3 separate regions of the Homo sapiens genome follow, and all the other regions are linked to region 2. Evidence: chromatin contacts called from ENCODE Hi-C or POLR2A ChIA-PET data. All regions are on one chromosome and are shown on one strand. Each heading gives the region's core, a stretch centred on a gene start or an enhancer-like site at or near the end of the contact. The rest is flanking DNA. Distances are from core to core; before and after follow the strand shown. Region 1 holds the start of YME1L1 (YME1 like 1 ATPase). Region 2 holds the start of BAMBI (BMP and activin membrane bound inhibitor). Region 3 holds the start of ABI1 (abl interactor 1).

Region 1 (2,992 bases), core at 63-2,562, 1.5 Mb after region 2:
ACCCCGGGGCCTGCCCAAGCCGGTGGGGCAGGAAGGAGGGCCGAAGGGCCTAACCCCTTCCTTGCTACTCGTTGACTTCCTACCTTTACTGCATACAATTTGCCGCCTTTCTGCCCCAGATACACTTTCCCGAAGGCGCCCCGGCTAATGGGCTTCACTATGCTGAATTCCTCAATGGAGGGCGGTTTTGGCACTGCGATCCTATTCACGCCCTCCTCAGTCGCCGCGCCTCCTCCAGGCTCCTTCTTGCTTCCCGCGGTGGGATCCATCGCTGGACAGCATACAGCGGCCCCGCAGACACTGCCCCTCCGCGAGCAGCCACTCCCGCCAACTGGGTTCAAAGTGAGGCTCCGCCCACGCCGCGCGCGGCCGTGACGTCACCCCGCCGCCGCGCCCCGCCCTCGTCACCTCCCCTACGCAGACGCGGACGGAGGGGGCGTCGGGAAAGCCCCGACTTCGCAGCCTTACACTCTTCGTGGGCGGCGACCGCGGCCCCACTGACATCATTCCTCATGAGGGAGGAGGCACAAACAGTTCTGGGCCGACCAGAAAAAGGACGACTGGGACTTGACTCTGAATCGCAGGATTTGAAGAGATTTCTCCTGGCTTCCCAACGAGGCTGGTGGGAAGCGGTCCTCCTCCCATACACGACCTCCCACCCTCGCGAGGCGTAGAAACCAGTTCTGACTGTACAGTAAAGCGAGGGCCAGGGCTGAGGTCTGGAAGCTAATGAAAGCACAGAAAGTGTCGAAACTGGATGAGCAGGAAGCGAGTGGCCTCCCCTGTCATCTGACGTTTTCCCAGGATGTAATTTGCCTGACTGAAACAGATCAGGACCAACAGGGAGAGTTTTCGATTTAGTGTGAGGAAAAGAGCACTAAATTGTAGCAAAAGACCTTATTGCTCAAGGCCCAGTCAGAAGATTTCATAAGGAAGCTGTAGAAAGTCTTAAGAGGAAATCAGCCGGGCGTGGTGGCGGGCACCTGTAATCCCAGCTACTCGGGAGGCTGAGGCAGGAGAATCGCTTGAACCCGGGGAGCAGAGGTTGCAGTGAGCCGAGATCGCGCCACTGTACGCCAGCCTGGGCGAAAGAACGAAACTCCGTCTCCAAAAAAAAAAAAAACGAAGAAAAAGTCCAAAGAGGGTAAAGGCTGTTCTCCCCTTAAAAAACAGCTAAAGACCTTTGGGGGCGCTGCTCCTTGTAAATGTCAACTACTTCCGCGGGAAAGAACGCGCAGGCACTTGGCCTTGTGGGCGCTCACTTGCCCCGGAAGTACTGTTGAGTTAGCGCCTCGCCTTCCGGGGCGGATTGTCTGTCGTTGCAGTAGCTGTAGGAAGGGGAGGCCATTTTCCGTTTCTGGGAGGAGTGAGGGGCAACGGGTCGGAGAAAAAGGAAAAAAGAAGGGCTCAGCGCCTCCCCGCCGGGCCGTGGACAGAGGGGCACAGTTTCGGCAGGCGGGTGAGGTCGCTGAGGGCCCGCCGGAGATGTTTTCCTTGTCGAGCACGGTGCAACCCCAGGTAAGCCAGGCATTCAGCCCATTTTTTTTCCTCCCGCCCTGCCCGTGGCTGTTTGCAAATTGCGCTCGTGGAAGCGATTTCTCAGAAGGGACTCTAGAAATGAAGTGATGTACTCAATGCGAATCCCAGGATTGAGGAGTGGATCAGGGGACGACGCTGAGAGTGGGCCGGAGACTTCAGTGCTGACGATGAAGCTGTTGAGGGCAGAGGCGGGATGTGAGCTCAGTGATAGAGAGAGACCCTGGCTTATCGAACTGATTGCGTGGAATTTCTGCTAGAGAATCCGTCCGGCATTGTTCAGTGTCCGGCGTTCTGGGGTGGGAAAATGTCTGTACCATACATTAAAGGGAGCAGGTAATGTTCCCTTTTTTCCGACTTTCCAGTGGCTTTAGTGTTCACAGCCCCTATCCCCTGCTCTTTATTTCCTTTTAAATGGAATTTAAATTTAACCCAAACATGGTATAATATTTCGGATGGCCAGCCATGCAAGTTTTTTTCTCATTTTGACCAGAAGTAACTAAAATGTGTATTTCCGAGTCGTAAACTGTTTGCAGTTAAAATTTTGATTCAGCCTCATCCTCATCGTTTTGTAAAACAAAAGGTAGTGAAGAGAAAAATGATTTCAAGGGTTTTCATTACGCTCTTGGGCAATCACTTGTGACAATGTTTTATTCTTGCTTCATTCCAGTCTCTTTTTTTGATGGTAACATTTTAATAGATTTTTTGAGAGTTCCTACAGTTTTGCAAAGAAATAGTTTTTAAAACATTGAGTTTTTTTAAAACATAATTTTTAAGAAAATCGACACTCTTAGGTTCTTGATTTAAGCATATGATTGTGTTCCTTTGTGTAACTTTTACTCCCCCTCATTTTAAGAATTTTTAATTTTTTGTGCTAGTACTGGCTAACAAACTGAAGCAGCTGCTTGTTATTGGGCATCAGTTATGTACCAGGTGAGCAAAGCAAATGTGGAATCTTCTCTTAATATTGATATGAAGTAAATATGAGTAGGACTTAGCAAGGTGAAGAGTGAACAGGTATCACAGGCATACAGAAAAATACCTGGAGGTCCTGAGTTAGGAAAGGGTTTAGCAGGTTGAAGGAACAAAAATAAGGCTAGTGTGGCTAGAACATAGTAGTTAAAGGGGGTAGTGACAGAAGAGGTTGGAGAAAAGACTTGAGGCAGATCATACAGGGAGTAAAGGATATATTATGGCTGATTTCATTTTAAGTGTATTGGGAACCATTGAAAGTTTTAAAACATGATTAGATTTTCATTTTTAAGAGATGACTGGCTTTTGCTATATGGAGAATAGGAGAGGGCAAGAGTGGAAGATGTTATCAGCTAAAAATACCCACCCACCCCCCAATTAAAGCTGTTGCAGTGGTTATGGAAAGAAGAGAATGAGATATATTTTGAAGAAAGTGGAATTGCATGAGAGATCAGAGAGATGATGGGGAGAGGTGTTTCTGGGT
Region 2 (3,464 bases), core at 208-2,707:
TTAAAAAAATTATCTGTTCACAGAACAGTAGGTAGATTTCACAGCAGGGAGGTGAGGAGAACCTTGAAATTCGGAGACAGTTCGGGTTATTTCTTTCTAAAAGGTGAAAGCCTGCAGAGGAAAGAAGAAACTGACCCGCTGCCTTTTTTTTTTTTTTGGTCCTGTTTGTAAAATATGAGGTGAGTGGCAGTGAGACGCTGACAGAGCCTACTCCTCCCGGCTGCTGAAAAGCAACACAACACACACTTCTGCACACCTCGGACACCTAAACTCTCAGGGAGACCCACACACTCGCTCGCACACAGAGAGATGTACGCAGAGACACACTCACACAGAGACTCAGATGCACATTCAGAGATACAAAGACACTTAGAGACAGACACAGAAATGCATTCAGAAAGACACACTCAAGATCAGAGATACAGAGACTCACACATTCAGAGACACAAAGACTCAGAAAGAGACACAGAAATGCATTCAGAGATACATTCAAAGAGACACAGAGATACGCTGAGTGATACAGAGGTTCAGACACACTTTCAGAAACACAACGACACTCAGAGACACAAAAATGCATTTAGGGATACTGAGACTCAGAGACACACTCACAGAAATACACCCTGAGGCACTCACACAGACACGCTGAGGGCACGCGGCAGCTACAGGCCAGGATCTGCGATTCCTCCCGGCCGCCCGAGCCCCCAGGGTGCGGAAGCGGCGGCGTCGAGGCCGAGACTCCGGCCCCGCTCCCCGCTGGGCTGCAAACGCGCCGCTCCCCGCAGGCAGAGCCAGGAGGACCCTCTGATCAGCGCCTGCCCTTAGATCGGAGTCCGCATCCACGCGCCAGGCCACCGCCGCGACTTCTAAGAACACAGCAACTTGTCGCGACCTGCGGCTCCGGCGCAGGAGGGAGCCTCGCCTGCCGCTAACAAAGCCTCTGCAGCCGGCTCCAAAGCCCCGCGGCGAGGACGGGACCCCGGGCCCCGTGCGCCCCCGGCACCCACCTTTGGTGAGCAGCACGGCCATGGCGCAGAGCTCCAGCTGCAGCCAGATGAAGATGTAGCTGGAGTGGCGATCCATTGACGCCCCGCACGGCCGCGGCGCCCCCGCCGGCTTCCGGAGCCCCGGCTCGGCGGCAGCCTACGACCCCCGGAGCGCGCAGGGCATGGGCCCTGCCCGGAGCGGCGGGCGCCGTCAGCGGCGGGGCTGGGTTTCGGGCCGCTGCCGGAGCATGGAGCGCGGCTACAGGGCGCGCCCAGGAGCCCAGAAAAGTTTCCCGGTCCCCCGTCGGCGGCCACTGGCTCCCTTGCCCCGCTCGACTCTAGGGACGCACGCTAGCCCCGGGTCGGGAGTGGGCTCCCGGCCTTCAGTCCCCGCTAGCGGCCGTTCTCAGCGAAGAGAGTAGGGTCTCCACAGCACGCAAGGGTATCCGCCGCAGCTCCCGCCCGCGCCAGCCCAGGTCTCTCCGGCTCCGCGCCGTAAATAGCGCCCCGCGCCGGGAGCCGGCCTGCACCGCCCCGCCTCGCCCCGCCCCACGGCGTCCGATTGGCCGCCGGGCTCCTGTCAATCCGCCCCGCAGCGGGGGGCGGGCCCAGACGCGAGCGCTGGGGGACCTGCCCGGCGGCTCCGAGCGGCGCCGGCGTCTGGGGCGCCCGGCTGGGGCGCCCGGCTGGTGCGCTGCCGTCTCCCGCGCTCCCCCTTGCGGAGGCCTGCGCGTCAGTGACCTTCGCGAGGCGCCGGGGGAGCCCAGCCCCGGGACCGGCTCGGGAACCCGCCTCCGAGACCCTGACGGCTCAGCCTCGGGTGGTCAGCGTTCCCCAGCGCGGGGCTTCTTTTGGGTGCCCCCCGAAACACGCAGGGGGTCCGTGTGGTCGTCCTCCCCGGCCGCACTGCGTTTTCTGGAACCCCCAGGGGCGAGTGACAATGCCCCGGCCTGTGCAGGTGGCGGAGGAGGGTTCGGGTGGGAGCCCGGGGGAGGCGGCCCAGCGCTGGGGTCTGCATTCAGCCTTCGCCCCCCACCCCCTCAGCGTGTCCGCCTCGAGCTGCCCGCCATGGGATCAATAAAGCCCAGACAGACTGACTGTTGATCCGTTAGGAGCCGCTAGGTTCTCCCGGGTACGCGGGACGAGTAGCGGGCTAGAGACACTTAACGAAAATTAGCAAATCCAAAAGCACCCGGCGCCAACGAGACGACACTGGCCGAGACTGACACTCAATTAACCACCCCCCAAACAATGGCTGGCAAACACGCCGGCTGACCCTGATCAATATCAGCCCCGCAGTGATCTCCTCCTTGAGATGCTAATTCATTTATTAGGGATCGCGGGGCTGCCCTTCCCAAGGTACTCAAGGTGGTCTTGCTGTAGTTTTGTTTCCCCCTCCGCTTTGGAAGGAATTAAGGTTAAAACTCATTATCTGAGGGAATGTTCTTTTATCCTCTCCCTCCAAAACCTGAGATGAACAAAAGTCGACCATTTGCAAAATTCTTCTTGAGAATCTGCCAGAGCTTCCCTACCGGATATGTCAAAAGGGGGTGGGGGGTGGGGAAGGAAAGAAAGAGAAGCACATTTCATGCTAAGGTGAGAATTATAAAGACAAATCCTTTAGGACTAGAGTGCAGACATGAGCTTTGAGACTAAGAAAAATGTACATATGTCTTGAGGACTGAAAGTCAAGGCGAACATATCTCAAACGCCTAACCTTTTAAAGTTGTTGAAAGTCTGCAGAGCTGCAGGATGTAGTTAATGAAATTGTCTTTGAAAAATAATGTTTATGTGCAGAAAAATAAAATAATTTCATAAACTGATGCTCAGACCATTACTTCTCTAGATCAAAATTGCATCTAAAAGGAGAGAAGGAGAAATCCAGTAGAAGTTTTAAAAGAAAATTAAACTGGTTAGGGCACCAGGTAAACAGCAGGTTTCTCAGAAAAGTTTCTCAAGGGGCGTGCTGACAAGGCAGTCCTGGGGCCGAGTTTGATTAGAACTTCCTGGCTACTAGAACCTTGACAAGTTAACAATTGTAAGGGTTTTATGCAGACAAGACTTTTTTTTTTTTTTTTTTTTTTTTTGAGACGAGTCTGGCACTGTCGCCCAGGCTGGAGTACAGTGGCGCGATCTCGGCTCACTGCAACCTTCCGCCTCCCGGGTTCAAGCCATTCTCCTGCCTCAGCCTCCTGAGTAGCTGGGATTACAGGCACCTGTCTCCACGCCTGGCTAATTTCTGTATTTTTATAGAGACGAGGTTTCGCCATGTTGGTCAGGCTGCTCTCGAACTTCCGACCTCGTGATCCGCCCGCCTCGGCCTCCCAAAGTGCTGGGATTTACAGGCGTGAGCCACCGCGCCCAGAGGACAATACTTTTTATGTAATGATTACACTCTCTTTTAGAGTCAATTATTAGCTAAAAGGAAACTTTCAGGGTATGTTAGTTCAACCTGGCCTCCCACCGTAGGCGAGGCTTGCA
Region 3 (3,031 bases), core at 9-2,508, 1.8 Mb after region 2:
GAACATATGTCCAAAGTCTTTGGACAACACTTTTCATAGCTGATTATATCCGAAGCATTTAATGTTCCTGTTGAAGTGAAGAGCTTGAAATATAGGGCCTTTTGAGACTATTCCAAAGCAGGTGATAAAAACAAAACAAAACAAAAATCCAGGAGCAAAAAACGAAGGATCAGGGTGGGTGGCTCATGATTGTAATCCTAGCAGTTTGGGAGGTTGAGGCAGAAGGATTGCTTGAGGCCAGGGGTTCGAGACGAGCGAGGGCAACATAATTTGATCCCTGTCGCTATAAAAAATTAAAAAGCTCAGCCAGGTGTAGTGACCGACGCTTGTAGTCCCAGTTACTCTGGAGGCTGAGGCAGGAGGATCGCTTGACTTTAGGAGGTCTAGGCTGCAGAGACCCATGATTGTGCCCCTGTACTCCAGGCTGGGTAACAGTGAGATCCTGTCTCAAACAAGCAAACAACTCCCACCCCTAAAAAAACGTGCACATGACCTTAAAAGTGTAGGAAGATTACATGATAAGGAGAGTCAGAGAAAAGAGAAATTAGGACAGGAAAGCACTACAAGCTATGTATGTTTATTTTATAATTGAGTCTTTAAGGGTACGGAGTATTCGTACTCAACTTGTACCCCCAGTGTCTAGTACGCTGCTTGGTAAACAGCTGGCAATCAAGAAATGTTTGCTAAATTTTAAATGAATTGATGGGGGCGGAACTTCAGAAAGTAAAGCCTGACTCGCTTTATTTCTAAGAAGGCAGAGGAAGTAAAAATCTAGTTTTCCGTACTCTGTCCCCTTTTTAATCCTTCTCTGAATGGGTGTCCTTGATTCACTGACATTTCCTAATTAACCAAGTTCTGCCAAGTTTCACATGAAACTTGGGGAACCGATTTCATTCCCCCAGTATCACCCTGTGGCGCCACCTTCCGGAGCTGTGAGGAAACTCCGGACTTCCCCCCAACACCGCCCCCTCCCTCCACCCTCGGTCTCCGCTTTCTGCGCTCTGCCGCGTTGGTTTTCGGAGGTGTCTGGGCGCATGCGCTTTGGACGGGCCGCCTAGCCTAGGAGAGACTACAATTCCCAGAAGACAGTGCGAAAGAAAAAAAAAATCCCGCGGTCCGTGGGGGTGGGAGAAATAAACGCTCGCGAGAGAACGAGGTTCAGGCGGCTGCACGAAGGGGGTGGAGGGGGGCTGGAGAGAGTGAGGAGGAAGGGGAGGAGGTGCCGTCCCACAATACCAGGCGGGAGGGCGGGTAGGCGGTTTGTATCCGGGCTGTGAGGTGCTCGGAGCCTCGGCGGACCTTGCTGCCTCTGTCTCTTTAACGCGAGAGGAAGCGATGCAGAGGGGTGGAAAATGGCAGAGCTGCAGATGTTACTAGAGGAGGAGATCCCGTCTGGCAAGAGGGCGCTGATCGAGAGTTACCAGAACCTGACTCGGGTGGCAGACTACTGTGAAAACAACTACATACAGGTGAGGCGCTCTGGCGGCCGGCGGGCGCTGGCCGGGTCGAGGACCCGCCGGAGTGACCAGCCCACTGGGCGGGGTGGGGAACTGCCCTGACCTCAGCGGCTGCCACCAACCCGAGCCCCTACCGCAGCCCCAACCCCAGCCCCAACCGGGGACAGAGCGAGTGGCCGGGCTGAGGGAGTCGGGCTGCGATACAGGAAGTGGCTGTGGTGGTGGAAACCGATAGAAGGGGAGAGAGAAAATGGGCGAGGGAGCCGGGAGCCCGCCGCTGCCGCAGCCCGGCGCCCCCCTCGCGTCCGCTTCCCCCAGGGCCCGGCCACCGGGGTCGCGCGCCCCCCAGGTAGCCTCCAGTCCGCAGGGCTGGAGTCCCGGAATACCCCCGAGCTGCCGCCGCGCCGCCTCTCTGCGCCGGGAGAGGAGGTCCAGGACGGGAGAGGGGAGAGGAGAGGGCAGGGACGAGGCTGAAGCCGCAGAAGGGAGAGGACCAGCGGGGTGTGTGTTGTGTGTCGGCGGAGGGTGGGGTGGGGGCGATTATGTCAGTTTCAGCCCCCAGAGGGTGTGTCTTTTATTTATTTATTTATTTAAAAAAAATTTGTCATGAGTCACATTACACCGACCTCCCGGAGGAGAGGAGGAAGCGGGTGTGGGGAGTGAGGGAGGGCGTTTGAGAGAAGTTCATCTTAAAATTCCTTTAATTGAAGGTTTGTAAATCTGTCTGCTTGTCCATTTTCAAGTCGGGTTTTTTTTATTTTTTTCCCCCTCTCATCGTTTTCACTTCCGCCCCACCATAATGTATTCTAAGAGGTTGTTAGGGCTGCTATCATTAATTATCAAACACGAATTGTTCTTAACTCCTTGGAAAAACGGCTTACCCTCCCTTCTCCCAAAAGTTCTTGAGCTGTAGGCTTCATAAGTAACTTAAAATAGACTGGTGTCATCGCCGGTTGCTTATTTTCTGAGGTTTCTCTCTTAACAAGCTAAGTAAATGTATAGTATGTGAATCCAAATACAGAAACGAACAGAGGTAGCCTCTGAACTACAACGTAAAAATATCTGTTATTGTAAATTAGAAAACTCTTGGGACTTTGTGACAGATGCTTGTTTGTTCGTTTCTCTTTGGATGATTGGAAGTGAATTGTGTGTGGTAGTTTGTTTTGAAGATCTTTAACTGTGTAAACCAACAGTTTGCGCTAGAAACAAAGTAGCACAGTCCTTTGTATAAATATAAAGGCACCAGGAATGCTCTTGCTTTTGGTAAGGCAAGGCCAAAACGTGCTTTGAAAGGTTAGGGTTATTGCAATTCAGAACTAAATTGTTTATAGAAATGTCTCCCATGTGATTATAATTTTTAAGAACCGATGTTTCTGTGTTGGCAAATGCTTCCCCTCTTTATTTTTAGAGGGAGATGCTGTTTTCAGAATGTTTTGAATATTTCTCAGTTTTCATGTTAGTAACATTGTATCTTCAGTAGCACTACTCGGAATTTATCTTCACAATTTTTTTTTCAAGCTTTCACTTTAGGAATTCTCCTGATAAGTGAACTTGTTGAATGCCTGCCACATCTA

What was found. A loop is a pair of places that touch in the nucleus more often than their neighbours do. ChIA-PET counts read pairs that join two places held with the same protein, here RNA polymerase II (POLR2A). Pooled maps may share reads with other maps.
Region 1: a map of naive thymus-derived CD4-positive, alpha-beta T cell shows a loop between it and region 2 (20-fold over the local background). The contact joins the promoter of YME1L1 here to the promoter of BAMBI in region 2. A Hi-C loop is called at or near these places in 1 of 168 maps with a recorded cell type or tissue (naive thymus-derived CD4-positive, alpha-beta T cell) and 5 of 50 pooled maps. POLR2A ChIA-PET finds 5 or more read pairs at or near these places in 1 of 52 experiments (activated B cell).
Region 3: a map of gastrocnemius medialis shows a loop between it and region 2 (10-fold over the local background). The contact joins the promoter of ABI1 here to the promoter of BAMBI in region 2. A Hi-C loop is called at or near these places in 2 of 168 maps with a recorded cell type or tissue (gastrocnemius medialis and naive thymus-derived CD4-positive, alpha-beta T cell) and 8 of 50 pooled maps.

Annotation. Positions count from the first base shown.
Region 1 is chr10:27,152,704-27,155,695 of GRCh38, reverse strand. YME1L1 (YME1 like 1 ATPase) reads left to right here and starts at 1,312. Exons shown (of 19, transcript NM_014263.4): 1 at 1,312-1,518. The coding sequence starts at 1,486. MASTL (microtubule associated serine/threonine kinase like) reads right to left here and starts at 344. Exons shown (of 12, transcript NM_001172303.3): 1 at 84-344. The coding sequence starts at 269. RefSeq lists silencers at 257-455, 253-462 and an enhancer at 523-582.
Region 2 is chr10:28,675,514-28,678,977 of GRCh38, reverse strand. It overlaps BAMBI (BMP and activin membrane bound inhibitor), which reads right to left and starts at 1,457. Exons shown (of 3, transcript NM_012342.3): 1 at 1,005-1,457. The coding sequence starts at 1,080. RefSeq lists silencers at 560-704, 1,430-1,989.
Region 3 is chr10:26,859,185-26,862,215 of GRCh38, reverse strand. It overlaps ABI1 (abl interactor 1), which reads left to right and starts at 1,258. Exons shown (of 11, transcript NM_001012750.3): 1 at 1,258-1,469. The coding sequence starts at 1,353. RefSeq lists an enhancer at 1,016-1,215 and silencers at 1,536-1,625, 1,736-1,885.